Regions from separate parts of the Homo sapiens genome. Here region 2 is linked to region 1. The links are chromatin loops, found by intact Hi-C in ENCODE. Cell type or tissue: Caco-2. All regions are shown on one strand. Each heading gives the region's core, and the rest is flanking DNA. Links, peaks and the distances in the headings are about the cores only. Region 1 overlaps ALG10B (ALG10 alpha-1,2-glucosyltransferase B). Region 2 has its middle 18 kb from the start of CPNE8-AS1.

Evidence for each region. Peaks named below come from ENCODE experiments on the same cell type or tissue, not always from the same donor. Only the 100,000 strongest peaks of a DNase experiment are listed, where the experiment ranks them.
Region 2: a loop joins it to region 1, with 10 times the contacts of the local background. A loop is called at or near these places in 16 of 110 quality-filtered maps.

Annotation. Positions count from the first base shown.
Region 1 is chr12:38,321,019-38,337,741 of GRCh38, forward strand. ALG10B (ALG10 alpha-1,2-glucosyltransferase B) reads left to right here. Exons shown (of 3, transcript NM_001013620.4): 3 at 1-8,703. The coding sequence ends at 195. Among named protein-coding and RNA genes, the nearest start is that of ALG10B, 13 kb to the left of the region's middle. In Caco-2, for the core only: a CTCF peak has its summit at 7,482 (motif pointing right); no DNase peak of the experiment used is centred there.
Region 2 is chr12:38,915,214-38,931,936 of GRCh38, forward strand. No RefSeq gene overlaps it. Among named protein-coding and RNA genes, the nearest start is that of CPNE8-AS1, 18 kb to the left of the region's middle. RefSeq lists a silencer at 5,972-6,061. In Caco-2, for the core only: a CTCF peak has its summit at 6,050 (motif pointing right); a DNase peak (open chromatin) is centred at 6,048.

The sequences.
Region 1 (16,723 bases), core at 4,252-12,251:
CAGAAACTGCTGGAATTTCGTTACTTCATTTTACCTTATGTCATTTATAGGCTTAACATAACTCTGCCTCCCACATCCAGACTTGTTTGTGAACTGAGTTGCTATGCAATTGTTAATTTCATAACTTTTTACATCTTTCTGAACAAGACTTTTCAGTGGCCAAATAGTCAGGACATTCAAAGGTTTATGTGGTAATATCAGTGATATTTTGAACTGTAAAAATGGACTTAATAATTAGACCATTTCTACAAAGAACAACTGAATAGGTGGAAAACATGGAATTTCTTTTAGGTGCAGTGGTGGTCCTCAAATTACATTAGTTTTTTTAATATATATTTTAAACATATGTAAGAAATTAAGTGGCAAAGAACTGGGAAAGCTTAAGACCTGCTTCAAAAGCCTGAATAATGGGAAAATAAAATTGTTTTCAGATATCTCATATCGCTCTCGTAATGTTGGCCCCTCACAAAGCTTGGGAATGTTTTGTATGTATAAGTTTATTAAAACTGGGTATGCTTCATATTACTAGAACTAATTTATTCTCTTCAGAGAGAACTATTAGGTTAGTGCAAAAGTAATTGTGGTTTTTGCCATTGAAAGTAATGGCAAAACCACAATTACTTTTGTACCAACCTAATAACAATGTGTTAGCAAATATTTACAAATGGTCAGGTGATATTCTTGACTGAAAAGTTCCTTAACATTTCAGTAAATATAATTTTAATTCTAAGTCAAAATAGAAATGCATAGATAGTAAATGATAAAGTAGAGACTCATATATGTCTGTCTAGGCATCAAATTGTTGGTTATTGTTTACAATCCAGAAATGATGAAGCTCTTTCACTAATTCCTAATATGAAATGTATGATGGCCAAAGACAAATTGTGTTGATTATAATCCTTTAAAAGGGGGATTTCCTTTATGAAATACATATTGTATTAGCTTCCCAGGGCTGCCATAACAAATGACCACAAACTTGGGTGCTTACAACAATTTTCCTCACAGTCTGGAGGCCAGAAGTCTAAAATCAAAGTGTCAGCAGAGTTGGTTCCTTCTGGAGGCTCTAAGGAAGAATCCATTCTATGTCTGTTTCCTAATATCTTGTGGCTGTCTGCAATTCTTGGAGTTCTTTGGCTTATGGGCATATCTTGTCTAAGTATTGCAGACAGCAATCTTCACTCCAGTCTCTGCCTCTGCGTTCACACGGCCTTTCCCTCTGTCTTTTCATTACCTTTTAAGGACAGTGTCTTTGAATGTAGGGCCCACCCTGATCTAGGGTGATTGTGTCTGGAGACCCTTAATTATGTTTACAAAGACCCATGTTCCAAGTAAGTTTGTATTCACATGTTCTGAGTAGACATTGTCTCTTCATGGGATACTTTTCAGTCCATGACAGTTACTAAAGGACATTTTAGGATAATCCTCATATGATTGTTAGGAGACTACCTTTAAAAATTTTTTATTATATATCAAATTATAGTTGTATATACTTATGAGGTACGAAGTGGCATTATGATTTTTGAATATAATGTGGGATGATTAAATAAAGCTAATCTATCCATCACCTCAAATATTTGACATATTTTGTGATGAAAACATTTGAAATGTACTCTCAACAGTATTGAAATGTACATACAGTGCTTAATTATTAGCTGTATTCACCATGTTGTGTAATAGATCTAAAAAAAGTCAAACATATTCCTTCTATCTAATTGAGGCTTTGTATCTTTTGATTGTCATCTCCCTATTCCCACATCCCCGGCCTCTAGCAACCATCATTCTTCTCTCTACTTCTGTGAGTTTAATTGTTTTAGATTACACAAATAAGTGAGATCATGTGGTATTTGTCTTTCTGTGCTTGGCTTATTTCACTTACCATAATGTCCTCCACGATCATCCATATTGTTGCAAATGACACAATTTCTTCCTTTTTAAAGGCTGAATAGTATTTTTTTGTATATATATGCCACATTTTCTTTATCCATTCATCCATGGATGGACACTTAGGTTGATCGAATCACTTGGTTATTGTGACTTGTCTGCAATGAACATAGAGTGCAGACTTCTCTTTGACATACGGATTTCAAATCTTCTGGATAAATAGCCAGAAGTGGGATTGTTGGATCAGGAGATAATATCTTAGCTGATACCTTTTAAATAACTCTCAGTATCTTTACTGAGAGGTTAAAAAATAAGTGACTTCTTAGGTAATATAAAGCTAAAGGTGACTAGTGTTTGATTCCATTATCTATTAAAAAAAGTCAGAATTGAAAGAAAGTTGAGAAATCCTTTGGTCTGACTTTGTAGATTAGGGAACAACTGCTGGGGTAGGATTATTTTGTGTTACTTTTTGAATTTTGTGTTTATTATTTTGAGTGTATTTTTTGGGTTGTCATTCCATTACAGGAAAGTATTATTTGGGCATGTTAACTTTGACATGTAAACTTAGAATTGTGAATAGAACTCATCTTTTAACATAATTTTATGTTTCTAAACTTTAAAAGTAGCTATAAGTGAACAAATTACTTTCCCCTCAATGTCAAATTTTGCTTCTCTGAGTTTTAAGTGATGAGTCTACATTTACAAATATAAAATTGTGTGCAGGTGAAAATTACAAGTATAATTTGAGTAATAAATGCAGGCCATTTTTTGGTTGTACTCTAGTACTCAGAAAATAGATCGGCATTAGTTATAACAGTGATTGTAGAAAAACGTGTTTTACCCAGACTTCTTAAAAATTAGATGAGAGAGGACACTCAAAGAAATTATACTTTTGTCATTAATTTACTATAGTGGAGAACTAAATCTGGGAAGTCAAAATTGAAAAAAGAATGTGTAATTTAGGGAAAGTAACTTTTTGTCTGATAATATTAATGCAAGGATTTTGTATTTAGGAATACTTCTGAGAGGAGAAGCTTCCACTCTGATCTAGTCTGGCAAAATTGAGGAAAATATTCTACCCTGTAATTAAAGAAGACTGCTCTTTGGAGGGATCACTGTTCTATATCTTTTTTTGTTTGTTTTTGTCTTTGAGGAGAAGTCTCGCTCTTGTCCCCCAGGCTGGAATGCAATGGCGCGATCTTGGCTCACTGAAACCTCCACCTCCTGGGTTCAAGCAGTTCTCCTGCCTCAGCCTCCCGAGTAGCTGAGATTATAGGCGCCCACCACCAAGCCTGGCTAATTTTTTCTATTTTTAGTAGAGCCGGGGTTTCACCGTGTTAGCCAGGCTGGTCTCGAACTCCTGACCTCAGGTAATCCACCTGCCTCGCCTCCCAAAGTGCTGGGATTACAGGCGTGAGCCACTGTGCCCAGCTCTTCTAGTTCATTTTTAAGTGTTGAGTCCCTGCTGTTTAAGAGATGTTTTGGTGAAAATCTACATTCAGAGAGAAACAGGTTAATCTTCCACATTTTTTATAAAATACATAAAATATAGTACTTGGCATTTTAAGAAAAGAATGCCATGTATTAAAAGGTGCTATTTTCAACTATTTATTATTTTAAAACAGGAATGCTTATCAATACTTTCGAATTTAAGATAAATGTCTTCGTTAAATTTTCTAGGCAGTTCAAAGATGGCCATTTGCTGGTGAATTTTCCAAAATAGATAACAGATAAAATGATTATGTAAGAACTTGGCACAACAGATCATTTTGCCTTTAGTCGTTCAAGAAATGATACTAAACTCAAAGTCATTCACTTGAAACAACTGAGAAGACCATTCTTAGGTGTTTAGATCCTTGCTTTTAGAAACATTCTTAGTTATATTTGTGTTTTCAAAAGTTATTGAGTAGATAGATATTTTTTCATGAATTTTTAAACATTAGACTTAGCTGAATTGATTAAAATTAGGTGATTATGAAAAAAATATTGCCCTGCTCGAGGGCATCTGGAGCCCTACAGTTACCATTACTAAAGTCTGTGAGTATGTCTATTTTGAAAAGTGTCATAAAAATATCTAGTCCATAAATCATTATAGGTTCAGTAATACATCATTTTGAACTGATTCTATCTTCTGTGAAATTCTAGAGATATGTTATCTTTAGGTAGCATGAGTAAGATTCAGGTATGCTGTGAATTTTGTTAACGTTTATGTTTTCCATTAATGGATAGTCAGGAATCTTTTGAACTGCGTCTATGTATTTAAATGATTTGGAAAGATAGCATCTCTCAGTTTAAACTTAGCATCTCATTTTGGCAAGATAAATTATTTTAGCTGTCTGGCCTTTTCTTTGTCTTCTTAGAGTTATTTCTGAAATGTGCATAGCCAGTCATAAAATAACTTGTGTAAATAGCCTAATGTAATTTATTTCTAATAAATACGTAGCTTAATGAAATGTATTTCTAGTTTGAACTTAATTGCCACTTGGCTTGATATTATTTTCCTTAGAATTGTTGGAAGAGAGGAGAGAGGAAGGGATCTACCATTTTTATTTATACCACCTAAATAGTGGACTGTTATTTTGGACTCACTTTTAAATAAAATATTTATTCACATGAAGAAATAAATTTTGTGTTTATTAGGTTAGCAAGCGTTTATTATCTTTGAAGTAATTGGAATTTCATTAAAAAGTGAAGCAAGTAAGAATTGTGATATAAATTTGAAAATTTTTAAATGGAAATTGAAATATGACTTAGGAACTGTGGGCTTGTAGAAAAAAACATTTAACATGGGAGTTAAGATTTTTATATTTGGTTGTGGCTCTGGGATCAATAAGGCAAGTGGTTTAGTCTTTAGTCCTCATTTCAAATGAGAATAGTATTTGTCCTAACTCTAGTCAGTGTCTGATTGGTATGTGTATAACCTTATTTTAAAAAGGATTCATTCCTGCCATATACTCATAATATTTATAAGTATGTCATATGATAAATATTGAGTAAATATATACTGAATGAAGTTTTTAGTATAGAGTGAAGTGAATAGAAAAAACATCCTACATAACCGTGGCTAATTTTAGGAAGTAAATCATGTTTCATAATAAGAGTCATCCTAAACATTTTTCTGTGTAATTTTCTGACCCAGTGTTAACAATTTTTATTTGCCTTAGTGCAAGCTTGTTCAACCCACAGGCCACATGCAGCCCAGGATGGCTTTGAATGCGGCCCCAACACAAATTTTGTAAGCTTTCTTAAAACATGATGAGATATTTTGTGATTTTATTTTATTTTATTTTATTTATTATTTTATTTTATTTTATTTTATTTTTTAGCTCATCAGCTATCATTAGTGTTCGTGTATTTTATGTGTGGCCCAAGATGGTTCTTCCAGTGTGGCCCAGGGAAGCCAAAAGATTGGAGACCCCTGCTAGCATTTAATGCTTATACATGTATTTACTTGTAAACATGTTGTTTCTTTGATAGGATATGATTTCAACATAATTACTGTTTATTTAAAATAAGAAAAACAAATAACTTTCAACCATTAAAAGGTTATAACACTTTAAAGGAAAGTTTCTTATTAAAGAAACTTTATACCCTATTAAGGGTATAATTTCAAAATAATTGCTTTTTATTTAAAATAAGAAAATATTCTTATTTCTATTTAAAATAAGAAAAATCAGTAACCTTCAACGAATAACAGGTTAAAGAATTTAAAGGTAAAAGACATTTCAACTAATTACAAATACTTTGTTTTTTTTAGTTGGGCTACATTTTACCACTCTAGGAATAGCTGTTAATTATTTTTTATATAGGGCATTTTTATGTATTTAATGTTGACAACTGACGTTTCCAATATACAAAAACTTGTGTAACTGAGAAAATTATAATAAAAATAGAGATTGAGGACATATTTTTAACATATATCCATGAGTCAACACTAATATTTAATATTTGAGATTTGAAAAATTATTTCTAGGGTAAGAAATTCTGTCACAATATAATATCTCTATATTGTGCTTTTTTAAGAGATAAATTTTTGATGAATTTAATGTTAATTAAATTTTATCTCAGCCTATCACCATCAGACCAAAAGACAATACAGTATTTTTCTAACAAGGAAAAGAAAATACATATATATATATTTATATATACAAATATATACGTATTTATATATACAAATTTGTATATATGTAATGTATGTGTGTGTGTATACATATAATTTCTCCTTTTTTTTTTTTGTAAGAATTGAGACAGGGTGTCACTATGTTGTGTGGGCTGGTCTCAAAACACCTGCCTCAAGTGATCCTCCCACCTTGGCCTCCCAAAGTGCTAGGATTTACAATGAGCCACTGTGCCAGCTTCCAACAAGAAAAATATTAAATGTATTGGTTTTTCACAGTGAAACTTAATTCAGTTTAGTTGAACCATATATGTGTGTGTATGGCATATATAAGATGAAAAAAGGAGAAAAAGTAACAATAATAATGATGGTTGCCATCATTCATTGAACACCTATAATGTTTTAGGCATTATACTAGCTGATTTACAAATATTGTCTCATTTGATGCTACATTTATATTTCTATGAGGCAGATGTTGATTTCTCTTTGACTGCTGAAGAAACTGAAGGTCGGTCAGGTCAGGTGATTTGCCCAAAGTCCACACTGTCACTAAATGAACATAGATTGGTATGACTCCCAAGCCTGTGAGTTTTTGACCGTCATATTCTGCCTCACTATGAAAAGTTTTTTTTCAATTTTTTTTAAATCAAAAGAAGTAGTATATGGAGAGAGAGGTGAAAATCCATGTTTGCTCTCTGCAGTTTCCAAACCATTCATGACGTGTTATTTTTGTACTGGATATAGTCATTTTTTAAAATGCTACAAACTGTTCAAAAGAGCATGAACAACATGATAACTCCTTATAATTTTGTTGTAAGATAAATGACTAAAATTATGTGGGATATTTAATTTGGATAAGTGGAAATTCTATCACTTGATAAGCTCTCTTGAAGAATAATTATTTGAAAGATTGGACTTAATTCTGTATTGCCTGAAGTGTAAATCAGAGGTCAACAATTAGATTGCAAATCATGAAAAGCATAACTTCTAATTGTTTAGTCTTTTTAGGGAAACAAGCCCAGAAAAAAAGTAAGATTCTCATTCATTGGAGATAAGATTTCTATTTATCAAAGATACTACACAAGAGTTAGATAGCAAGTAGTTCAAATGTCTTTTAAAGGTATCTGACATCTTTAAAGCTCTGTAATTTTTAAATTCTAAATTTTGTTACAGCTAATTTTTAAAAATTAATTGCTAAGTCATGGTCAAGTATTTCTGATGACTTACATGCTGTCTTTGGTATATTTTAAGTTTCTAAACCAAAACTACTATTTGACTCTATTACACCCTGTTTTAGAAAAACATTTGAGTTATACAACTTACTAAAATGTATTTTAGCGGTGATGTTTTGGAGCACTGGTAATATAGTGTTTAACTTATTTTCTATTTTTTATCCCTCTATATTCGTGAAATTACTTCTATTTGAAAAGTTTTCCGCCAGTGATAAAAAAAGGCTGAGCACTATCTGTAAAAATTTTTAAGGTGTCCACTAGGTGGAGATATTGTGCTACATTTCCAAGTGTTGTAGTTAAACTTTTATTAGTCTGAATTAAACTCTTTTATAGTGTTTTATTGTTTTAAACCACAAAGATTTATAATCATTTATATCTATTTATCTAATGTTATTCAAATGTTTTCTGCGTTGTATGAAGCTAAGATAAATGTAAAAAAAACAAACAAAAAAAACCTCACTTTGTGTTTTGTAATCATTAGACGATTTAACCTAATATATCTTCCCATATGATATGATCTTTGCATATGGCATACTTCATTCATATGACATAGTTAGAATCTTTTCCCACAAACAATGAGTGATGATATCTCATTTGAAAACTCGTGTAACATTGTATCAGCCACTGTTATAAAGTGATTTACCCATGTTAGTCTCATAACAACTCTATGAGATCAGTACCGTACACATGGGGAAACTTAGTATAGAGAGGTGAAGTATTTTTTCCAAGATTACAAAATAACTGTCTGAGCTGGGATTCGTAACCAGGCAGCCTGACTCCAAAATCAATATTCTTAACTCTATTGTTATGATGGAGAAAGGCATGAAGTCTACCTTCAAATTCATGGCATTTTAGAAGGAAAAATTGTCGCAAGTAATGTGATTATACTTCCTAGTTTTATAGGTCAGAAAAATGAGGTCCACACTAATTTTGCCTCTTCCACAGGGAGATAGATTCTCATCTACCATTGTGTCTTTTGTTTCTGTTTTTGTCATGATACCTCAAATTGATATATGTTGTAATTATGAATTTAAGGAAGTAAAAAAATAACTCAGGGCTGGAGCCTTCAGCCATATTAACATACATTGACATAAAGACCTTTGTTTTAATATGAATGATTCCAGTTAACAAATGGAGAAATAGTTGTTTGAAAATTAATATTTAGCTTCTCAAAAGAGACTCCTGTTTGGAAGCAAATTGTTGGTTTAACAGGACATACTTTAGATATTTGAAAAATTCTCTGTGGAATCACAATCTCTTATTTTTAAGAATGTAGGAATATGTGTTCTATATGCTTTTAAGTTATGTATTACATACTATTCTCTAAAATAGAAATGTTTATTTGGCTTCTAAAAGTCATTTGTGAGTTGATGTTATTTAAAACTGCTTTTCAGTCAACTTATTCTTTATAAAAAAGTTTGTTCAAATAGCATGTTTTTATTTTGTTTCTAAATAAATTCATGTTTGATAATATTTTATAATGTGTTGTGTCTATTTTTTTTTTTTTTTTATTGATCATTCTTGGGTGTTTCTCGCAGAGGGGGATTTGGCAGGGTCATAGGACAATAGTGGAGGGAAGGTCAGCAGATAAACAAGTGAACACAGGTCTCTGGTTTTCCTAGGCAGAGGACCCTGGGGCCTTCCGCAGTGTTTGTGTCCTTGGGTACTTGAGATTAGGGAGTGGTGATGAGTCTTAAGGAGCATGCTGCCTTCAAGCATCTGTTTAACAAAGCACATCTTGCACCGCCCTTAATCCATTTAACCCTGAGTGGACACAGCACATGTTTCAGAGAGCACCGGGTTGGGGGTAAGGTCATAGATCAACAGCATCCCAAGGCAGAAGAATTTTTCTTAGTACAGAACAAAATGGAGTCCCCTATGTCTACTTCTTTCTACACAGACACAGCAACAATCTGATTTCTCTATCTTTTCCCCACATTTCCCCCTTTTCTATTCGACAAAACCGCCATCGTCATCATGGCCCGTTCTCAATGAGCTGTTGGGTACACCTCCCAGACTGGGTGGCGGCCGGGCAGAGGGGCTCCTCACTTCCCAGAAGGGGTGGCCGGGCAGAGGCACCCCCCCACCTCCCAGACGGGGCGGCTGGCCGGGCGGGGGCTGCCCCCCACCTCCCTCCCGGACGGGGTGGCTGGCCGGCTGGGGGCTGACCCCCCACCTCCCTCCCGGACGGGGCGGCTGGCCGGGCAGGGGCTGACCCCCCCCACCTCCCGGATGGGGTGGCTGCTGGGCGGAGATGCTCCTCACTTCCCGGACGGGGCGGCTGCCGAGCGGAGGGGCTCCTCAGTTCTCAAAGGGGGCGGCTGCCGGGTGGAGGGGCTCCTCTCAGACGGGGCAGCCGGCCAGAGACGCTCCTCACCTCCCAGACGGGGTCGCGCTGGGCAGAGGCGCTCCTCACTTCCCAGACGGGGCGGCGGGGAAGAGGCGCTCCCCACATCTCAGACAATGGGCGGCCGGGCAGATATGCTCCTCACTTCCTAGACGGGATGGTGGCCGGGAAGAGGCGCTCCTCACTTCCCAGACTGGGCAGCCGGGCAGAGGGGCTCCTCACATCCCAGACGATGGGTGGCCAGGCAGAGATGCTCCTCACTTCCCAGACAGGGTGGCGGCCGGGCAGAGGCTGCAATCTCGGTACTTTGGGAGACCAAGGCAGGCGGCTGGGAGGTGGAGGTTGTAGCGAGCCGAGATCACGCCACTGCACTCCAGCCTGGGCAACATTGAGCACTGAGTGAATGAGACTTCATCTGCAATCCCGGCACCTCGGGAGGCCGAGGCTGGCAGATCACTCCCGGATAGGAGCTGGAGACCAGCCCGGCCAACACAGCGAAACCCTGTCTCCACCAAAAAAATACGAAAACCAATCAGGCGTGGCGGCGCGCGCCTGCAATCGCAGGCACTCGGAAGGTTGAGGCAGGAGAATCGGGCAGGGAGGTTGCAGTGAGCAGAGATGGCAGCAGTACAGTCCAGCTTCGGCTGGGCATCAGAGGGAGACCATTGAAAGAGGGAGAGAGAGAGGGAGACCGTGGGGAGAGGGAGAGGGAGAGGGAGTTGTGTCTATTTAACACATTTTCTTATCCTAAACCAAGTATTAGAAGCTTTGTATTTCCCTCACACTGTCCTGTTAGCCATTTTCCCCTGTCTACCACCTCCCTAATGCTAAGCTTTATTAGTCATTTTAAAATAGAACCAAATCTTTTTAAATACCTGTGATGTGTGCTCATAACTAGCCTGGGTGTCTGTATAATCTTCCTTTTATTCTCATAATAATAGAAAGCAGTTAAATTACTGGCTGATCACCTTGAACTTGTTGGGGCTTGGGTTTCTTTTTTAGGCTAGGTCTGTAGGAAGCTCAGAGTATTTACCAAACACATCTAACTTGGCAGGGTTCAAGCCCCAGTCTTTGGGTCTTGTGGTGAAAAAAAAGAAAGTGGTCCCTACTCTGTGTTTGCAGACTTCCACCTCTTACTTTCCATTGGGTGTCTTCGAGTTTCTCTTATCATATGCAGCTCAGAGGTCAGCCCAGGACTTATACACAGATTTTGGGATTCCCTTCTTCTGTGACTCCCTCTTTTCTGAGATTTCTCCTAATTACAGCTACTCTAGCAGTCCTGAGTTCCATCCTTTCACACCTCAAACCAATCATACTGCACCTTTCTAACTAGGGTGTGCCCTCTGGGGGAAAAGCCATATAAACATGGATCTCACCCAGTGAGATCTTTCAACTGAGTCCATCCAGTTCCTGCCTTCTTTTGTTTACTCTTCAATGTTTCCAAAAAGATTTTTTCCCTTTTTAAATGAGTCAATCTACTGGAAAGCTAATATAATAAAAGCTCCTCTACCATGACCTGCCTAAGAACCTTGTCTTGATTGTAGTTAACATGTGTTATGTGTAGTCTTTCTGTTTATTAGATAAGGAAGTTGTGGGTGTTATTTTTGGTTTTGTGAAACTAAAAGGGAGAATTCCTGAAAATAGTTTAGGTGGCAACAGTAAGTTTTTGGAATATGGACTTCTGTATTAGCCCATTCTCATGCTGCCAATAAAGACATACCCGAGATTGGGTAATTTATAAAGGAAAGAGGTTTGATCAACTCACAGTTCCACATGGCTGCAGAGGCCTCACAATCATGGCAGAAGGTGAAGGAGGAGCAAAGTCACATTTTACATGGTGGCAGGCAAAGAGAATGCTTACACAGGACAACTCCCATTTATAAAACAATTGGCTCTCGTGAGACTTACTCACTACTAGGAGTGAGTATGGGAAAGACCTGCCCCCATGATTTAGTTACCTCCCCCTGGGTCCCTCCCATGACACCTGGGAATTATGGGAGCTAAAATTCAAGATGAGATTTGGTTGAGGACACAGCCAAACCATATCACCTTCTAATATGGTCCTCTAACAAAGTTTATCGTAGTATTTGTTATTAAATGCAATGACAACTTGAGGGAACCTTGTGTGAAAAAAACGGTATCAAGAAACGCAAAAGTGACCTACTCTAGACAAGATGAACTCGCCTAATGGGGGCTAACTAATGCAAAGTACAATATGATTATCACTGAGGAGGAATATAAGAGCTAGGGTGTTTACATGAGAATAGAAATCACATCTGACTGAAGGGACAAAGACATACTTCATGGAGAAATTCACACTGGAGATTATTTGTATGGAAACCTGTGGAGACACTGCAGAAAGCATTTCAGGCAGAATAATGTGATGCAAACCATATGGCTGAGAAGCAGGTGGTGACAGTGGCCAACACTTATGCAGTGCTATGTGACAGGCACCAGTCTAAATATTGAACATGAATTTATTTAAGCCTCATAGAGATGCCCTAAGGCAAATGCTATTATGATCCCCATTTTTACTGACAAGGAAAATAAGTCATAGGGAATTGAAATAGTTTACAAACAGGAAATGCGGCTCCAGAACATGCCCTCTTAACCAGGGCGCTATACTGATTCCTGCTAAACTTGCATCATCTGATGGCCTGTGCATCCAAAGAACTGAGGTTATTTTTAGGAAGAAAGTAAGAACAGTGCTCTGCTGTATACAGTGAGGAGCAAGGAAAGCATATGTCCCACGCAGAGACCCACAGATAAATTGGTGTGGAGAGAAACATAGTTATTTAGATTCGATAGCCAGGTTTCAGTTCGCACCAGTAGAATGGCTCTGTGAGACAGGCCCTCCACTCTCCTGTAGATCCTGTTGTAAGTGATGCAGAAGCCAGAGAGAAGGTTGCTCTCCATCAGAAACATGAGGAGTTTTGGAGACCTCCCTAAAATATTTGATCTGAAAGGGTTTGAAGCCAGGAGGAGAGATGCAGTCTTAGGAGAAACGTTTCATGACCTGTAACAGGTACCCTATCAGTCTTTCTCAGTAAGTACTATTCTTTGTAATTTTTATATTTTCCTTGCAACCCTATCACTCTCTAAAGGTCTAGTGAAAAAATCAAATTTAGATGAAACCTAGCTTGACCTAGAATCTTCACTCTGTATGTGTGTGTGTGTGTGTGTGTGTGTGTGTGTGTGTGTGTTTAATGTATACATTGGGTCTTTGGGCCAAATACATTGTAAGGTTTCAGAGGTATAAACAGGCCCTGGGCTGTGGAGAACCATGGGAGGGGATGATCTTGATCTAAGTCAGTAGTTTTTACTTAGCCACATCTAGAAATCTATGTCTTGGTCATAAATTTTGTTCTTTGAAATGCAGGGAAATGTATCATAAAATGCAGGAAATGCAAGGAAAAGTAACACATTAAAGCTAATTGGTTATTAATATTATAAAAGCATATGAGAATGTCTTATTCTATTCCCTCCAGCTCTCCAACCATATCCCCCACACATACCCACACACTGCCTGCCCACACATAAGCACAAGTATTTCTGGGGATCATGAGCATGAGAACTTTAGGGGTATTGCTAGGAAAAGAAGGAAGAGAGTAAGTAGGAAGACTGAAGACAGAGAAAGGAACCACCAGAAAGAGTAGAAAAAAAGAGAGAAATCCTTTCTTCACATACCAATGACTCTAAGAATACCTTTCTCCATTAAAATAATATCCAAGAGGCACATTGGAATGAAATACATGTGGAATACTGATATGAAAAGACAGAAGAATATAATAGGATCTGAGTTGAAAGACCATGCTTATCTCTTCACTTGTACTATAAAAATTTACAGTGATGTCCTTTAGTTGGGGTAACTGTGATGAGCAACATTGAAACCCTTTATGCCAATTTTGTTTTCAAAATGCATTGTCTTAAATTTTCTCTCAAGGTGGCACTCCTGGACATCTTTTCCAGTTATTAGTCTGACAGGAACTTGGTACCATTTTACTTACCTTCATAATGTCACAGATGCTAGTCAATTTTTCATTTTTTTTTAAAAAATGCATTCTTTGAACATTTTTAGCTTTAAGCAAATATATTTGCTTATTTTTGTCATTGAGCATTTTGAAAACATGTGGTTAGAAGCTTGAAGCAGATAATCATAGCTGCATTCTATTCCCCGTAATTAAGAATATGTAAGGCCTGGCACAGTGGCTCACGCCCGTAATCCCAGCACTTTGGGAGGCCGAGGCAGGTGGATCACCTGAGATCAGGAGTTCGAGATCAGCCTGATCAACATGGAGAAACCCTGTCTCTACTAAAAATATAAAATTAGCCGGGCGTGGTGGCGCATGCCTGTAATCACAGATACTCTGGAGCCTGAGACAGGAGAATCGCTTGAACCCGGGAGGCGGAGGTTGCGGTGAGCTGAGATCGTGCCATTGCACTCCAGCCTGGGCAACAAAGCAAGACTCCATCTTAAAAAAAAAAATAGAGAATATGTAGGGCCGGGCGCGGTGGCTCATGCCTGTAATCCCAGCACTTTGGGAGGCCGAGGCAGGCGGATCACGAGGTCAGGAGATCGAGACCATCCTGGCTAACACTGTGAAACTTTGTCTCTACTAAAAATACAAAAAATTAGCTGGGTGGGGGGGGTGGGTGGCGGGCTCCTGTAGTCCCAACTACTTGGGAGACTGAGGCAGGAGAATGGCGTGAACCCAGGAGGCGGAGCTTGCAGTGAGCCAAGATCGCGCCACTGCACTCCAGCCTGGGGGACAGAGCGAGACTCCGTCTCAAAAAAAAAGAATGTGTAGAAACCTTGATATTTTCTTTCTTTCCAATTGGAATACAAGTCAAACCTGGAATTTATAAATAGTTTTAATAAATGTGGAATTTGTTGTATATATATAGTAATATAGAGAGAGTAATAAAAATATAGTAATGTATATATAGTAATAAAAGGCTTCCAAAAGCTTCTGTATGGGAAATTCTTGTTTCCATTAATCAGGCCATTAGAAAAGCACCCTGCCATTCTCTGATAGCTGTGCTATAGAGTAGGTTGCTTGATAAAGAATGAAAGCAAAGTGATTCTATTTGTTATGTAATGTGAGTGACATGGAAGGTAAATTTTTTTAAATAGTCATGGATTTTAGCTTTCTGAAAGGAATGCAATTTGGAAGTTTCTCCAAATCTCCAAATGGTTTTGAGTTACATATAATGCAACCTGACACCTAGCTTGATATTTGAATTCTGTGTAGCTAGAAAGTTGATAGACTATGGATCTTTTCTGTTTTATAATGTTTGGTATTATACTGGACCTTTCCTTGTGTTAATTTTTTCTCTTTATTAACATATGAAAAATTCTGTGAACTATTGATCATCCAATGAGATTTTCTCAGTCTCAAAAGACAAATAATGCAATTTGGAAAACTGTAAATTTGTTTGCATGTAATCTGAATCTCTAGGTATACTCTAATTTTTTTTTCAGTAAATTCTGAGTTAAATGTTTATCATTACAATGCCAGAGGATTAACTTAATTTTTCTATCTTCCAAATCCAGTTTTCCTCCATCAGGAACAAATTTTCATCAAACTGAAATAATGGTGTAGTTTTTGGAAGAAAACTGCTTATTATGAGAAATAATTAGCAGGCATCTAAGAAAAAAATTCTAATTGAATTTGGCGTTCATATTTTTTAAGGGTTTTGTAATTTAGGCTTAATATTTGATAAGGGTAAATTAACCAAGATCAAAACCTTTAAAATATTCGAATTGATAACTATTTTGTAATTATTGAAATAACTTTTCTCTAATAAATAAAGGAGAAATACATTGAACAAAATAAAAACCAACCAACTTTCTGCTACACACTAAATTTTGATAGACTGTCTTTGTCTAAAACAGTAAGGCAGCTATAAATACAGAACACTTGAGCTAGAGTCAGAATACCTGGATTCAAGTCCTGGCTCTGCCATTAACATGCTGTGTGAACCTAGGAAGGTGAACCTATTAGATCAAATGAGAAAGGAAAATACATACAAAAATTATTAAATGGCTGTTAATTGCACACAGTATAAGGGTCATGCATGATTTATTTAATATGACTGAGGCAATACACCAAATAGTTTTATTAACTTTTATCATAATTTTTGTATGATGTTAAATAGTGTTAGATAATTGAGTCATTCTTTGTTGCTATCTTCAGGAATGTTTTAAAATGGCTTTTTACATCATTTAAAATGTCAGTTCCTTCTTTAAGTTGAAAAGACACAGATTTTGGTCACTTTTTTGTATACTTGCTAATTATTACAGTTAATGACCTTGTCTTCCCAAAACAGTGATGTTCTAAAATGTTCTAAATGTTCCATTTGATGTTCTAAAATAAATGTTACATTTGGTACATTATTTAGAATTACATTAGTTGGGCATTTTACCAATGCAAGGAAGAAATAAGGAAAGTCGTTGAGAGTAGAGAAACATGAGTTAGGAGAGGATATTTTGCTTCCATCTACATAGTCTCTCCCTGGTGGGCCCCAGAACTTTAACATTGGAATGTATAGCAAAGCCTCATCAAGAAGTGAGACTTGGGATAAAAGTTGAGTTCAAAATATCTACCTTCTTTTTCATCTTCTGTCTCCTTCAGCACACTGAAACCCACAGAGATAGATTCTAATTGGTCTACTCTGGTTCCCACTCACAACACACACAATAGGCTTCCATCTGAGCCATACTAGGACTCACTCAATATCACCTATGAATATTTTCCTTTGACTCAGATGCCATCCATGGTCCTTAGTTATGGCCAGCATAGCAGAATAGGTTACATTAAAAATGTAATTCTCATGTTGCTTCAGCTTTATTTAGAAACAGTTCTAGCTGCTCTCATGATAAGGAGGTATGAACAAGAAAAATATCCATTGATACAGCCAATATAGCAATATGCCATTTTTATAACAACCGGAAACATTTTAATGTAATAAATACAAGTATATATGTGTGGTTTTATTTTCCCTATTTTTTCTTATGGCTCCCATAAAAATATAATAACTGGGCCAATCAATGATTATTTGCCAAGTTCCTGAAGCTCTTCATTTGCAGTTTGCTGTAGCAGTATGCATAACAATATGCAATGAAAAGGTAAGATATAAAGGGAT
Region 2 (16,723 bases), core at 2,973-10,972, 590 kb after region 1:
ATTGATTGTCCCTTGCACTCAGTGTACACCGATGTGAGTGAGGTGCTATGTGGCCAAGGACTGTTAAAAGTATCTAAATTCACTTTGATATGTTTAGTTCAGCAACAGCTGAGCACTTGGATGGACTGTCCAACAGGCATTTGGGACTGGTGAGAGGACAAGATTGTTGATATTGGAATCAATAGCTTAGAATTAGCAGTTGATGCCAAGCATTTTGGTGAGTACTCCAGGAAAGAAAGGAAAAGAAGAAAAATAATGCATATCTGGCCTTGGGAGAGAAGGACAAAGAAAGGTCCTACCAAGGAAACAAGTTGGGAAGAAGCACGTGGACAAACAGGAAAAGAAAAACAAACAAAAAACAGCATCAAGACACTAAATAAAAAGAAGAAGCTATTAAGGGGAAAGATGTCAATGGGATCATTGTGGTAGAAGCTGCAAAGGCCACATTTCTGCCTTGTTTTTGTTGTCCCTGTGGGTTGCCTCACTCTTTTTCTTGGGCAGTTACCAATGTTACAGAATCCTCTAAAGATTTTCTGTAATCATCCAAGGACTGTCTTTCAGATTCTTCTACCAAAATGTCCTAGAAGCCCAACTGTAGCTCCTGCTGTGCTGTCTTGAGAATAAAGCCCACCCTGCTTCACATGCTATTAATCCAGAAAATAGCTCTTAAGTAAGCAACTGCATGGCTGAGGACCTCATATAGGAACAATCCCCTCTGGCCTACTATAGCCAGATGTATGAGGAACTAATGCCTCATTTCCAAACCTGATTTAGATCGCTGCTAGAGCAGGGCAGATAAGCATTAATTAGTATGTGGTCAGAGTCTGCTCTGGTTTCTTTCCTGCGTGGATAATTAGAATGTGCAACCATGCAAAAAAGTAAAAATTTTGCTGGAAACTAGGGAAATAGAGACAGAGAGGAAAAAAAGAATATAAATCTTGGGTGTTTAGTAACTTGTTATAATTGACATTCTTATGAGCTAACCTAGGCTTTTTGGTATATTTGAAAATAATTATTTTAATTAGAAAATGTTAAAATACTACAGGACCTTTCTCTAACTGTCCAAGAGATTCAGGCAAAACTTGTAATTCACAAAACAGTTTTTCATAGTAAAGTTAATTGCTGTTAAATTTACCATAATTTTGTGATAACAGATGCAATATTCTTTATTGAAAGTTCAAATAATTAAATTGTTATTTCACAAGTGAGTCCCTTAGAATGTTGTAAAGTTTGGCTGGGTGCAAAGGCTCACACCTGTAATCCCAGCACTTTGGGAGGCCGAGGCAGGTAGATCACTTGAGGTCAGGAGTTCGAGACCAGCCTGGCCAACATGATGAAACACCATCTCTACTAAAAATACAAAAATTAGCTGAGCACGGTAGTGGGAGCCTGTAAGTCTCGCTACTTGGGAGGTTGAGGCAGAAAAGCCTGATACAGAAAAGAACAAACTGATATACTGGACTTCATCAAAATTAAAAATGTTTATTATTTGAAAGACATTCTTAAGAGAATAAAGACAAATCACATAGGAGAGGAAATATGTTGCAAAACATATATCTGATCAATGACTAGAATATATAAAGAACTCAAAACTTAATAACAAACCTAACAACACAATTTGAAAAACTGAAAAAATGTTTGAACACACACTTCACCAAAGAAGATATACAGACAGCAAATAAATACTTCAAAAAATGCTCAACATCATTAATTGTTATAAAAGTGCAAATTAAAATCACAGTGAGATACTAGAGCACACATATTAGGATGGCTAAAATAAAAACAATTGGCTATACCAAGTATTGGTGAGGATATGGAGTAACTGGAACTTTTATATACTGCTGGTGGAAATGTAAAATGATACAGCCGCTTTGGAAAACAGTTCGGAAGTCTGGACGTTTCTTAAAAGTTAAACATACACTGGTCATATGATGTATGAGTTTAACATACACTCATCATATGATCGTATGATGTAGCCATTCCACCACTAGGTATTTGCCCAAGTAAACATATATTCATACAAAGATATATACATGGATGTGCATAGCAGCTTTATTTGTAATACTGAAAAAGCAAAACAGTGGAGAGTGATGGCTATAATGATAACCTTGATTGTGGTGGTGCTTTCATGGTTGAATACATATGTCAAAATGTATCAAAATGAACAATTTAATTACATATAGTTTATTGTATGTCAATAATACCTCAATAAGGCTTTTAAAAAAAATGCACACACCATTTAACCTGGCATTTCCAATTGAGGAATCCATTGTACAGAAATGTTTGCAAATGTGTGAAATTATATTTGCCTAAGGTTACCTATTATACCAGTTAACAATATCAAAGACTGGACACAAATTAAGTGTTCATCAGTAAGGAATTTGATAAATAAAGCATGTTTCACAGTTGAATATGAGGCAGGCATAATAAAGAATATTTATTTTTAGTAGAGATGGGGTTTCACTATTCTGGCCAGGCTGGTCTCCAACTCCTGACCTCAGATGATCCGCCCACCTCAGCCTCCCAAAGTGCTGGTATTACAGGCAGGAGCCACCATGCCTGGTCGGATAAAATGATTATTATGTGACCCTGTCACTCAATTAAGGGACGACAGCTTTTATTCTCAAATCTTCGTTATGATACATACAGTTAGCTAAAACTCTTAATTCTTTAAATATTTAATAAATATTTATTAGATCTCTGGGAAAATATTCAAGCAATTCAGTTGTACTAACTATTGCTTGTTTTCTACTCCAGCAGTGATCCTTTCCATCCCACTGGCCACAAACAGACCCTAAAAGCATCTTACTTGCAGATGTGTTTTCTCTCACTTTCCTTCCCACCATTCCTTTCTTTCTGCCTCCTTCTGTTTTCTTTTCATAAACTATGAAATATCACACTATGCCACAGATTTGTAGTGGCCTCTGGGATACTACATTTTTGGTACAGTAGCTCTCCATATGGCAGAGAAAAAAAGACTGATTTCTATGCATTCCGTCTGGTGTTCACAGGATCTCAATGTATCTCTATTAGGAGCTTTTAAAATCAGTACAAGAAAACTCATGCTTATCCCAGCATGAATCAACATGTCAAAGAATGTCGACAAACATAAAAAAGAAAAATTAATATTTAAAAGGTCTATTCATTAATTCCATGTATATTTTAGAATGGCTTACCTTTAAGAGGCCACTAAAACCATTTTCCACTAAATCTTAGGTTTTGATGATGGTGGTCGTGGTGGTGGTTGTTATGCTTGTTTTAAGAAGCATTTCTAGCGTGACTCATTGTATTAGCTGGGCAGTTAATTGTTCTGATTGCCAAGATTGACAACTACATTGGATTTTAAAATTTTTAAAAATTTGGTGGCTGGGTGCGGTGCCTCACGCCTGTAATCCCAGCACTTTACAAGGCTGAGGAGGGCAATCACTTGAGGTCAGGAGTTTGAGACCAGCCTGGCCAACGTGGTGAAACACCATCTCTATTAAAAATACAACAATTACCTTGGCATGGTGGCACATGCCTCTAGGTTGCAGTGAGCCAAAATCATTCCAGTGCACTCTAGCCTGGGTGATGGAGTGAGACTCTGTCTTTAAAAAAAAAAAAAAAAGGTATCTTTTCTTTCTTGATAATGTACTATAACATTCAAAGAATCACAGGTTGGAAGGATGCAATATTCTTATTCTTTACAAGAGACTTTTTCCTGCCACTTTGTTTTTATAATGACTGTAGCCAAAAATAGTAGGATATTATGTAACTTCAATGTATAGAATGCTAAATACATCTTCAGTACAAATCTTTTTTCATAAACCTGCTTTTTTTTCACACAAATGGTAGCTCCATGACTGCAGCATTTGCAAGTGAACGATAAAGTTCCAAATGGTGGTTTAACAACAGTATAACAGGTCCACATAAATAGATTTGGTTAAGGAAGCAAAAAGTTGTATGTAGTCCAATACACATAGTCAAACCATTGGGGAAAAAATTAAACAACATTAAAAACTTCAAATAAGCTCTTTTTTTTGTTTCTGGTTGCAACCGATGTTTACCCGGCCCTCCACAATTGTAAACACAAAACATGTTTTCACCCAAAACAAAATGACCCACAAAAAATAATTAAGTCGGCTTCCAAGAGACCATGGCCATCCGTCAGCTGAGAGTGAGCCAAGACACGTGACTGCTGAGGCCAGGGCCTGGCACACAGTGACTCATGGTGAATATGTATTGAATGGATTAAAAATGGGAGGGTTTTTTTTAATGTGGAGGAAAATTGGCAGAGTTAACTGGGAAGCAGTATGATTTTTCAATCCAGAGAGTTTTTAAAATCTAGAATTCTAATAATAAAGATGTTTTGTTTCCTTTTACATATATATTATAGGCTATGAATGACATGTAAAAATGTATACATTAAGCATTTCAGAAACTTGAATGAAACTCTCTGTATCAGATCACTCGTGAGACAGTGAGAGCCAAAGCTGACGTATATTAAATAAAGTCAATAACTACTTCTCATCAAAACCTTGTGAAGTAAGTATTATTTAAAATAGGTATTATTTATTCCCATCCCAAACAAGAAAATTTAGACTTAGGGAAGCTCCATGACTTAAAGGTCACATATCTATAGCAAGTGGCAAATGGCTCTAATCAAATAACTCCAAAGGTTGAATTCTTCAAACTATAGCACTTATCTTCCATTCCCTCATAGCCAATCTGTTCCTCCTCTGTATGTCCATACCATTTACAATTGCTCACAATCATTTAGCTCTGCTGACACAGCCTGTAATTGTGTATCATTTTATCTATTTACTATTTTATTAATTTCTGTTCTTTTCATTTTGCTCTTTTCTTATGTGTCTTTTGTCTTTACTCTGTTTTCATTTTTTCCAACTTGCTAAGTTTAATGCTTAGTTTTTCACAATCTTTTTCATATTATAATACAAGAACTTAAAGCCATGAATTTCCCTATAGTACTGCTTTAGCTGCATTCCACAAGTTTTGATATAGAGTACAGTTGCCTCTCAGTATCCATGGGAGCTTGGTTCCAGGACCCATATGGACACCAACATGCTCAAGTCTCTGATATAATATGCATGGTATTTGCATATAATCTCTGCACATCCTCCCATATATTTTAAAGCATCTCTAGATTATTTATATTAGTATAATAATACAGTGTAAATGTTATGTAAATGGTTACTATGCTGTGTTTTTTAGGGAATAATGACAAGGAAAAAGTCTGTACATAAATGAAATGCTTTTAAAAATATTCTTGATCTGTGATTGGTTGAATCCATGGATGTGAAACTCACAGGTACAGAGGACTGACTGTACTTTGACTGCTGCTTTATAATATTTTACAAATTTCATTTTAACCAATTGATTGTATGGAGTATATCTTTTTTCTCAAAAGAGTATCTTATCATCTTTTTATTATTGATTAATAATCCAATTACAATGTTATCTGATAAAATGGATTATATAATAACAGTTTTGAGTGTATGAAGACTTCTTTTATTATCTTATACATGTTTAGTTCCAGTAATTATCCGTACATCTTCAAACATCAGCATAAGAGGTCTTGACAGGCCACTTAGTGTTTATCTCCATCTCAGACTGTGAAAGATAGATAAATAGGTAAGTCCTCGCCAAGGATTGTTTTTATAATTTCATTGAAAATTCTCTAATAATATATCTGCTTTGGTGAAAAGGGAGATTCAATAAATAGGGAAAACAACAGCATCAAAGCAAACGTTTATGTTTGTGCAGTGAGTAGATTTCAGTTCAATATGTAACTAACATCATAGCTTCATAAATTAAATCTATGGGCATTTAGAGTTATGCTACAATAGAAATACCTCCTTTTGGAAGAGTAGATAGAAGACAGATAGAAGATGGATAGATAGATGATAGATAGGTAGATAGATAGATAGATAGATAGATAGATAGATAGACTCTCAACAGGTTTTGCTTTGTAAAAATATATCCACACTCCAGGCTCCTGACTCATGCATGTAACATACTGAGAATATTCGCAGCTCAAACTATCTGACCAGCAGGTGGCACATGCCTACCTGCTAGGGAGTACAAATAACCAGTAACTGACTTTCTTACAATAAGCTGTTGTGAACAGCTGTGACTGCTCAGATTCAAATTTTTGTATTACTTTTGTTTTAACTAAAGATTTCTTTGCCCTTTCTTCTGCTTAGAGTACTACTTCAATCAAATAGAAGAAGGATCCTGTTTTAAAAAGAATTAATGGCATTTATTCTTTAATGTATTATGCTTCATCAAACTCTATTCCTAAGATACTCAATGGAATAAGATTATTATTTATAATAAGTTAAGCTTATATTCTTAAATAAAAAATTAAATCAATACTATAATAATATAAATTTAATCGTAATTGGCTGAAAAATTTATTGGATTTCCTTTGGAGATTAGAGATGTTTAACATGATAACCAAGGATCCTAAAAAAGGATTAATAAAGGGGCTTCAAAGGTCCCATGAATCCCGCAAAATTATGTGCAAAATGTTGTTCGTGGGAGAGTTTTTTCTGATAAGAGGTGTAGTTTTTATTATTAAATTTTTCAGAACAAAAAATAAGTTAAAAACACAAAAAAAGACAGTGGTAGACATATTTCTTTAAATTACTATAAATTATAATATAAAGAAACATACAGAATTTGGAAATTTTCTATTCTTTTCTCTTGCACGTGTGTAGTGCCCCTCTAAAATGTTATTTTTTTCTTTTAAATGAATGTATGTTATAATCAAGTTAATTTCAAGAAGCATGAAGTATTTATCATTTTCCAAATGGGTAATTCTCTTTGATCCTTTTTGTAACAAATATACAGTAGTTTAATTCTTTTAACTTGTATTAAACTTAGTCATCTCAAAATTTCCAGGTACACAGCATTTAGTTAAAGGTCTTTTCCAGTTTTATTTAAGTAGTCTTTTTGCTTTTTTCTCTCTCACACTGAGTCAAAAACTTGATTAAAAATAAGATTTTATAAACCACTTGAGATTTTTTTTTTTCAATGAGAGAATCCCCTCCCCACCCCCGCCCAACATGAAATCCCAGAAGATAGCATATAAGAAAACTTCTATTGAAGGTAAGAAAAGACTAATCTAGTATTTGGGGAAGTTATACATATATATACATATATGTATATATATAGAGATACACATATATATATATATATATATATATATATGTATAACTTCCCCAAATACTAGATTAGTCTTTTACATTTTTATAAAATATAATATTATATATATCTCTCTATATATACACATATATATGTGTATATATATACATTTATATATACATACATACACACACACATGTTATTGGAGAAAGGTTTTTTGTGGTTTAATCTAGATATGGGGAGGAAATTGCAAGGCTCATATCCAAAGGAAGAATGTAATCAGAGAAGAATGAAGAAATCTTTGTTGTCAAGAAAATTGACAAAACTCTCCCTGACCCTCTCCCTTCTCTCAGAGGAAGGCTTTAAATCAACAGGTCTTAGTCAAGTTAATTAATTGCAAGCAACCAAAGCTGATTCTGGTTTATTTAAGCAGAAAATTGATTAAATTAATTACATATTGGGTTGCTCCCAGAATCATTGGGAGTTCAAGAGAACCAGTCTCAGAGTCAATGAAGTTGAGACAGTGAAGTCAAAATGCCTCAAAATCACACCTCAGGACTGGTCTAATGAGTACACCAATGAATATTAGATGTTGCCCTTACATTGTTGCTATTACCAGAGAAACTACTCAATACTGACCCTAGAACACTTCCATTATTGTACTTGGAAAATTGACTCCCATGTAGCACCACAGACCAGACTGCCATTTTTGCTACGCGTTGTCATCATTTTCACCACCTCAACTGTCATTTCTTCACCATTGCCACCACTGCCTACACCAATTACATCACTGCCATCACTAGCGAAGACAAACTACTCTAGTCTATTTATCTTGGGACATTCGGGTAAGAGCAGGTGTCTATTCCTCAGATTCAAGGAAAGCTGGAAAATTGAAAATAAAGAATTTATTAGCATTTATATTGAGAAATGGGGTGTGTCTCCCACCAAAATTTACAAAGTAAGAATAATCCAATGTAGAAAAGAATTATAGCACTTGGCATACAAAAAATATCTAGTTCTTTTCCTATTAACACTTCCTAATATACATTTGGATGTATAAAACTACCTGTGTGATCACATGTGGCACATTATAACTATGCCTTGCACATCAAATATACACTCATTTCTTCCACAAAGACTTACCAGTTACCACATTCAGTTTCAAGATCTCTGGGGAATGGCTATTCCTTTTTTATTCCAACATAATTCTGTATTGATAATCTTTAAAGTATGAACTAACATTAAATAATGTGAAAGGGAAGAAAAGAGAGTAATTATCAGAGAGATAATTATCAGAGTGTGTGTGTGTGTGTGTGTGTGTGTGCATATGACTGCAAGAAAAAAATGCAGGTATTCTCTACTTTGTATCTATAACTGGTTATAAGGCTATAGTTGGTATTGATAATCTCCGTATCTCATTAATTATCTCATTTACTTGTTTCTTTTTTTTTCCTTTAGCTAACATCTAATCTGGTCTGAGTTTATTGCCTAAGTTTATGGCCTACAACTTCATTTCTTAGAAACCAACTCCTGGAAGTCCTGCCTCTATGATACCGCTTTTTATTCTGCTTAATAAACACGGATGTACCGGAGATCTCCTGGGCTCTATTCATACTCTTTTCCATTCCTGCTTATAGTAGCAAACCTGTTTCCTGTTGAGAGTCAGGCTGTCACCCAAGCCCACACCACAATCCTGAGAATATTTTTGTCTTTCATTAAATGCCATTTGGAGTCTAGAATTGTCTGGCAGCAAGCTCAGATTCCAATTCAATGGAACTCTTATAGGATCTCTAGTCAAAGCGTTCCTCCATGGATTCTCAAACATGTGGACAAGAAGATCCCAGAGTTGTATAAAAGCAAATACTGTGACTATGAAAGAGAATGCACCATTTAATGAGTTCAGAGGATATTAGGCATCTTACAGGAGAACACCTCACCCTCACAAGAATTTGTCTCCAGGCTTGCAGTGTAATTGAGTCTTCTACTGTTTTATACGACAACAGCCTCTCAACATTGCAAGCCTACAACATTGAGATTGCAGTAAACCTAATCTTGTGCAAATCAGCCTATTGCACCACAAACATGTATCTACTGAATACCAGCTGACTGAAAGGTCTCAAAATGCCAGCTAAGAATTATCTGTCCAGGCCAGGCACTGTGGCTTATGCTTGTAATCACAGCACTTTGGGAGGCCGAGGTGAGTGGATCACCTGAGGTCAGGAGTTCAAGACCAGCCTGGCCAACATGGTGAAACCCCATCTCTACTAAAAATACAAAAATTAGCCCGGTGTGGTAGCAGGTGCCTGTAATCTCAGCTACTTGGGAGGCTGAGGCAGGAGAATCGCTTGAACCTGGGAGTCAGAGGTTGCAGTGAGTTCAGAGTGTGCCATTGCACTCCAGCCTGAGCAACAAGAGCAGAACTCTGTCTCAAAAAAAAAAAAAAAAATTATCTGTCCAGCTTGTAGTCAACACCTTCTAATCCAACAGATCCATCTCAAAAAAAAAAAAAAAAAGAATTATCTGTCCAGCTGCTGGTAGTCACACCTTCTAATTCAACAGATCCATTCCTTTGTTAGCTAGTTAAAAGTTGACTGCCTTGAGTACTAATACATTGAACCTTCATGACCATCATGGTATACCACATAAAATTGCTTCTGTCCAAGGAACTTATCTTACAGGAGAGAAAACAATGAAGTAGAGGCCAGAGACAGACAGAGGGATAGAAAGCAAATATAAATGGATTATTAGTTTTAATTGTGATAACAGATCTTGGACTTGTGTTGTTATGATATTACATAAGCCTCAAGAAAATTAAATGCCTAGAGAAATGTAACAGGATAATAATAACCATAGATTGATTGAGTTTACCCTAAATTTACAAGATTAGATTCCCCACGACTGGGCAGAAAAGGAACTTGGGACTGAAACTAAGTTCAGTTATAGAAAATTTGTCTTTTGGTACATACATTTTGTAGAGTGGAAAATTTGTTCCTTCTCTATATTAGCAGTTTAGAATATGATGCCTTCTTAACAGACAGAATTTCTCCCAGTCATGCTTACTTGCATAAGTCAGTTGCAAACATCAAGTTTAAGTGATTAATAATGTAAAACTTCTTCTGGATGTAAGGGTGATATTAATTACCCTAAACTGTATTAATTTCTGGAGACCTGGGACTAGACTGTGTCTTAGTCACTTCTTTATTTACTCTTAGCACCTACAATAGTACCATTAGCATAGAATAAATTCTTTAAAAATGTTAATGAATGAATGAACTAGGAAGAAACACCCTGGAAGAATGATTTTGTTAGTTGTGCACATCAAAAGTAATGAACTGTTCCACCCACCCCATTATCTTACACACATAACTTAACTCAGAGAAAATTAAGCTCATTCAAAGTAAGAGCATTTCTTAAATTAAACCATAAGTCAGTAGGCTTCTTTCTCCCTAGCTCCTGTCGCTCATTATCAAGTCTGGAATTTAGGCGGGAAAATATAACCATAAGCCACTTGATGAAAAGGCTAATATTGTTAAGTCCAGTGTCTTAAAATGGTAGCCTAATGACCCATAAACGCTGAAGCTTGGGACATCCACTTAATACTTTCTTTACAAGGCAAAATGAATTTCTTACTTCCTGCTTTGATTTTGGCATTAAGTAGCACTATGTAACTGTACCTAAAATAGATGGAAAATACATGCCTTGTTCCAAGACTCGGTTTTATTGCAAGATGGTGTCTTGAAAAGTTTTACTCATTATGCCTTTTTATATTGTCCCTAACAAGGAATTGTAGGAAATTACACAAGTCATTCTCTCTATCTTAAATAGCAGGAAATGTTAACACAGAGGTTTACATGGAGAATATTTCTGTTCCATGTTATGACACTTGCTTCAAGGGACCCCCATAGATGTGTCTTGAGGAAACTTCCTAAATGAGGAGGAAATTGAGATAAAATTAATGTTTGAATCAAAAGAGATATTTGTATGTGAACATGTGTTTCTACAGTAATGTACTAAAAGTAGTTAGAGAAATATTGTGCAAGTGCCATAGTGGTAGTTGCAGATGACAAAGTGGCATCACAAACAATAGACTCAAATTGCTGATCTCTCACCTATGTTAAAATATGAAAGCCTTTTCCCCCAAAGCCTGCAAGTAACCTACAATTCTCCAGAATAAGTAGACATAGAACAGTTAAGAATATGAGAAGTCGATTTTTAAAGCATTGCATTGTTCTGGGTTTCAATGGTATAATTGAACTCAACTACCACAGGATGTAAATATCAATGACTCTCCCACAACCTCCTTCTCTGTTTCCATTGGAAGTCATTAATTAACACATCTCAGAGAACTTTTATGACTCAGAATCTAAGCAGAGTCCTAAAAACTATTATTTGGTGGAAGGACTAGGAAAATACAACAGTTGTCATGGTAAGAAGGATTAGAAATCCACCCATTTATGGAAAAAAAATCTAAACAAGTGATACATTTAAGTCTTGCCTACAGAGCATTATAAATTTATGACAAAATTAGCCTATATTAGCAGAAAAATTCTACTTCTCTAATCATGAAATTGGCATTTTCAAAAAGTATGTGTAAGGTTTTGTAGTGTAAAGTCAGCATTACAAATGTATGACAAAATCAGCCTGTATTAGCAGAAAAATTCTACTTCTCTAATCAGGAAATTGCCATTTTCAAAAAGTATGTCTAAGTTTTTGTAGTGTAAAGTCAAGTTTGGGAGTATACATGAAACCAGAAAACCATTTGTCTTCATGTCAGAATCTTGAGGGAGAAATTAAAACTGGAAACCTAAATTTAAGAATCTTCTCCCTAAAGCTTGTTAGGCACTTTATATGAATATCAGCTATCAGGTTACCTTAGGTGCAGGTGCAATACCTATCTCTACCCTCCTTCGGCTTGTACCATTCCCTTTATCTGAATGGCCTATATTCATCTACCAAAATCTTATCCTCTTATCTTCCATCTCAAATGCCACCTTCTTCATACTTTTCCTAGTGGTAATAAAGACTTAGATATGGACATATCTTAGAAATATACTGTCAGCTCTCCTAACACTTTATTTTTACATTTGACATGATAATTATTATGCATTCTGCCTTCTATTTTAGTTATTTGAGTAATATCTTGAAGCCTTCTTATGGATCAGGGATTCTCAAACTTTTTATCATCTGGGTCACTTGTAAAATATTCAAATTGTTGTGGTGGGGCCTTGGAATTTGCCCTTTCAATATGTTCCCTTTGTTCTTTTTTATTATTCTTAATGTCCAAAAATTTTCCTATTTTATCTATAGCCAAATCACAAGCTCTCTCTTAAAAACATTTTGGCTATATTCCAGTGGTTTAAAAAATTTTTCCATGTTCTCCATTCTACCTTCTATCATTTTGGTCAATTTGAATATTAATAAGATTGAATAGGCTGCAGTAACAAGTAAACCCTCAAATCTTAGTAACAACACAGTAAAGTTTTCCTTTCCCCTCATACCACAATCCTGTGCAAATCAGGTATTCCACCTCTATATTTTATCCATGCCATCTGAAACATATGACTTACAAGTTTCTTATGGAATGGGCATATGCCACTTCTCATATTTCATTGGCCAGAACTAATCATATGGTCCAAACTTACTGCAAGGAAGGTGAGAAAATAGAAGATATTTGGTGTGCACTAAGAATCTCTGACCAGATTAAAATGCCAGTTGCTTGGCTTTTAAAAATATCCTACAACTACTCCAACTCCAAATGTCCAAAAGAAGTTTTACCCACATGATAATCATCATAATAGCTATCATTCCATGAGCATTTACTACATTATCATGGTAAGTGCAATGAAAGATTATCTAATTTAATTCTTTCAACAACACTGTGAGGTAGGTATTATTAGTTACAATTTTTGAAAGGCACTGAAATTTAGAAAGGTATGGTAACATAACTTGCCCTAATATACAAAGCTTATAAGTTGTGAAGCCAGCTATTAAACAAAGCCTCTATCTCAAAAGCTAATTTTCTTAAGGAACTGCTTTCTATTTCCTTGGAAACCACTCTCCCATACTGGTCTTTATAAGCCACAAATTTGATATTGCTATCCATTGATTTTAGAACCCAGTCTAAAATGTCCTATGTGGCACAAAAAGCCTTGCCCAACATGTTTTTGTTTTTGTTTTCTATTTTAACTCTCTGGCCTATTGTATTATAATCACATCTCTTTAGCAATTTTATTTTAGCCATGCTAAGCAATGTGCACTTCCATTCTAGCTCTGAGTTTTTTCTCACTTTAATCACTCTTCCTGCCATACTCGTTATCCAGGTAATTCCTATATATATATGTGTGTGTGTGTGTGTGTGTGTGTGTGTGTGTGTGTGTGTATATATGTCAGTCATACTTTAGATATTACATTTATTGAAAAATATGAAAATGTAAAGAAGAGTTGTAAAAATTGAGGGAAAGTCAACATGATGAATCACTACATTCAGTCAGCAAAACATCCAGCATTCAACAACGTTCATGGGAAAAAAATGAATGAGCAGAAGAATATATTTAAATACGTTAAAACATAATGTCTGAAAAGAAATCTTTAAAAGCTATGACAGTCATAAAACGTTAACGAATTTTTAGGAAAGGGAGTTTAGGAAACTATAAAAAGTGATTGTTAAAATAGAAAAAATACAACAAATTGAGTTAATAGCAATATAAGTATCAGTAAAGATTACATTCTTAAGATGCAAGACGAAGTAAAGGAATCCCCCCAGAATGCAGTTTAAAAAAATAACTTCAATTTCATTATATCATTTAAAAAATAACATCGGCTGGGCGCTGTGGCTCATGTCTGTAATCCCAGCACTTTGGGAGGCAAAAGTGGGTGGATCACTTGAGGTCAGGAATTCCAGACCAGTCTGGGTAACATGGTGAAATCCCATCTCTTCTGAAAATACAAAAGTAGCCAAGCATAATGCTACACTCCTGCTACTCAGGAGACTGAGGCAGGAGAATCACCTGAACCCCAGAGGCAGAGGCTGCAGTGTGCCAAGATCGTGCCACTGCACTCCAGTCTGGGTGACAGAGTGAGACCCTGTCTCAAAAAAAAAAAAAAAGTAACAATAATTTTAATATATCGTCTTATTTACAGTTAGGTCACATATAACCATTGTCTTGTTTTTTCTTTAGTTTGTTGGAATCAGTGAACAAAACAGGTGTTCTAGTTGTTTGATAAGCCTCTTAAGTCTCTTGTATTCTATAGTTTTCCCTTTGTATTTTTTCTTGTGATTTTTTTTCAGGAGGAGGGGAGTTGTTGCTATTGAAAGAATTGGGTTTTTTGTCTTATAGAGTTTTTCACAGTGTTCGTTTCATTAAATGCATCTCTGCTTTATCTGTTAAAGTATTCATAGTTGGATCTAATGGCTTGATCAGATTCATTTTCATTTTTCATTTTTATGGTAAGAGTCCTGATAAGTGATATTGTAGATTTTCATTAGGGTGTACATAATGCCTGTTACGTTATGTTAGCAACCATTGATTACAACTACTCCAACTCCAAACATCCAAAAGATTTACCTGCATGGTAATCATCGTAATAGTTATCATTCCTTGAGCATTTACTACATTACCCAATGCATTTAATTAACAAAATTTTTCAAAATGGCAATAATTTTTTGTTATCAGAAGCATATAAATAAATAAATAGATTGAAACATTCCTATTTCAAATATTTGGTCACCTGTTGTACAGTTTAGATACGAAAGGTATGATAAATGCTTGATTTTTACTCTTTATTTGCCTGTTTTTTCAAATAATGAGTTCCTTAGCAATCTCCAAAGTTAACAAGTAATTTTGTGCATGTCACTGCATACATAGGGATTGAAACAGTCTCAGTTCAATCTGCTGAAGATACTGGATTTATTGTAACCACTTTTTCTCATCTTTTGACTAGATGTTTATTCGACTTGTCTACTGAGTTCTTTTTGACGTAACTCCAGTAGTCTTTGACAGCTTCTTTGCTTTCTGGTCTGAAAACATGTTTTAGGCTCATCTTATACATTTTCTTTTCCCAGAAGTAGAAGGAACATGGTGAGAACCATCTAATAGCTATGGGAATAAAACTATCAAATTTGGCTGAAAGGTGTAAAAGAAGCCCCAACTAAATAGATACATTTTACTTTTGCCAATAAATTAAAATGCAATTTTTGAAATTACGAATCCATTGAAATTTTAGTAAAATACCAGCAGGGATTTGGGATTCTAAATTTCACAAAGAAGAGGAAACATGCATGAATACCTAAGCCTTATGAAAATTATTCATAAAAAGTCTATTATTTATATTATTATCTTATGTTTATGATACGTACCAATAATAAATGTTAATGTTTATGAAGGCTCTGCTAATTAAAGCCAACAAAAAATACTGTGTTGGCAAAATAATTCATTTGAAAAAATCTGTCTTAATGAAAATAGTTTATGTTAAAATTGACAATTCAAATCAATATGGAAAAGATCATTTATTTAATAAATGCTATTAAGAGAATTAGCAATCAAGTTGGAAAAAAATAATCCCTGTGTTGGAAGTAAATGTTCAGTGCCACCAAGTGAAAATAGCACTCAGGCAAAAGTTTTCTCAGCAAAGCAATTTCCTTCTATAGAAGAGTGTGTCTCACAGATGGAGTAATGGCAAGAGCACACCAGACAAGGCAGGGAAAGGGGTTCTTGTCCTAATGCAGCTAGTCGCTACTGCTGTGTCTTTCCCCTATTGTCTAGGGTTAGACTGCACAGTCTAAGCTAATTCTGGTTGGCTATTTTAAATAGAGCAGGGATATGAGCCGGAGTGGCAGGGTGAATAGTTTCGAATGGTTACAGAGGAGGTGACTAAGGATGACTAAGGACAGAGCAGGTGATAGAGGCTAGGAGGGGGTTGTTTACTGAAACTAGGGGCAAATGTAAAGAATGAGAAAGTTAAACTTTAAAATGGAGAACAAAGAACAGGGAAGCCGAACATACTGACATATTGGCTGTTTGAAGAGGAACTCAGAACTCATTGTACTTAACGATTTTCCTCTCTTGGATTTTAAAGTAAGTTAACAGGCTAAAACCTTTGAAGAGGAATTTTACTGTATCCTACAATCTTCCCCCTTTCAATTTTCATAGTCTTTCCTCTTCAAACCTTTTTAACATATCTTGGTTTTGCTGCTTGACTTGATCCATAAAAGAAAAGCTTATCTGAATAAGGTGGAGGAGAGTTAAGGGAGGTTTTAGTAAGTGCTGTTTCTGTAAGTCTTTGCACCAGCCCACGGATGCACGGTATGACACAACACCCAACAAGAACGAGTACACCTGTTACGGCTGCAAGAGAAGTAAGAATTGAGGCTATGATTCTTTTCCGTTTACCAAGCCACCTTTCTAGCCATCCTGAGAAAGTGTTGTCGACTCCAGAATTTTTAGCTAATTCATTGGATTAAAGCGGTAAGTCCTTGTAAGGCCCTTGTTACTGCGGAGGCAGTGTTGTTTGGGATAAAGGTACAATGCTGAGTTTAATCATAACACAAACACCACCTTTTTCAGCTAGTATCATATCT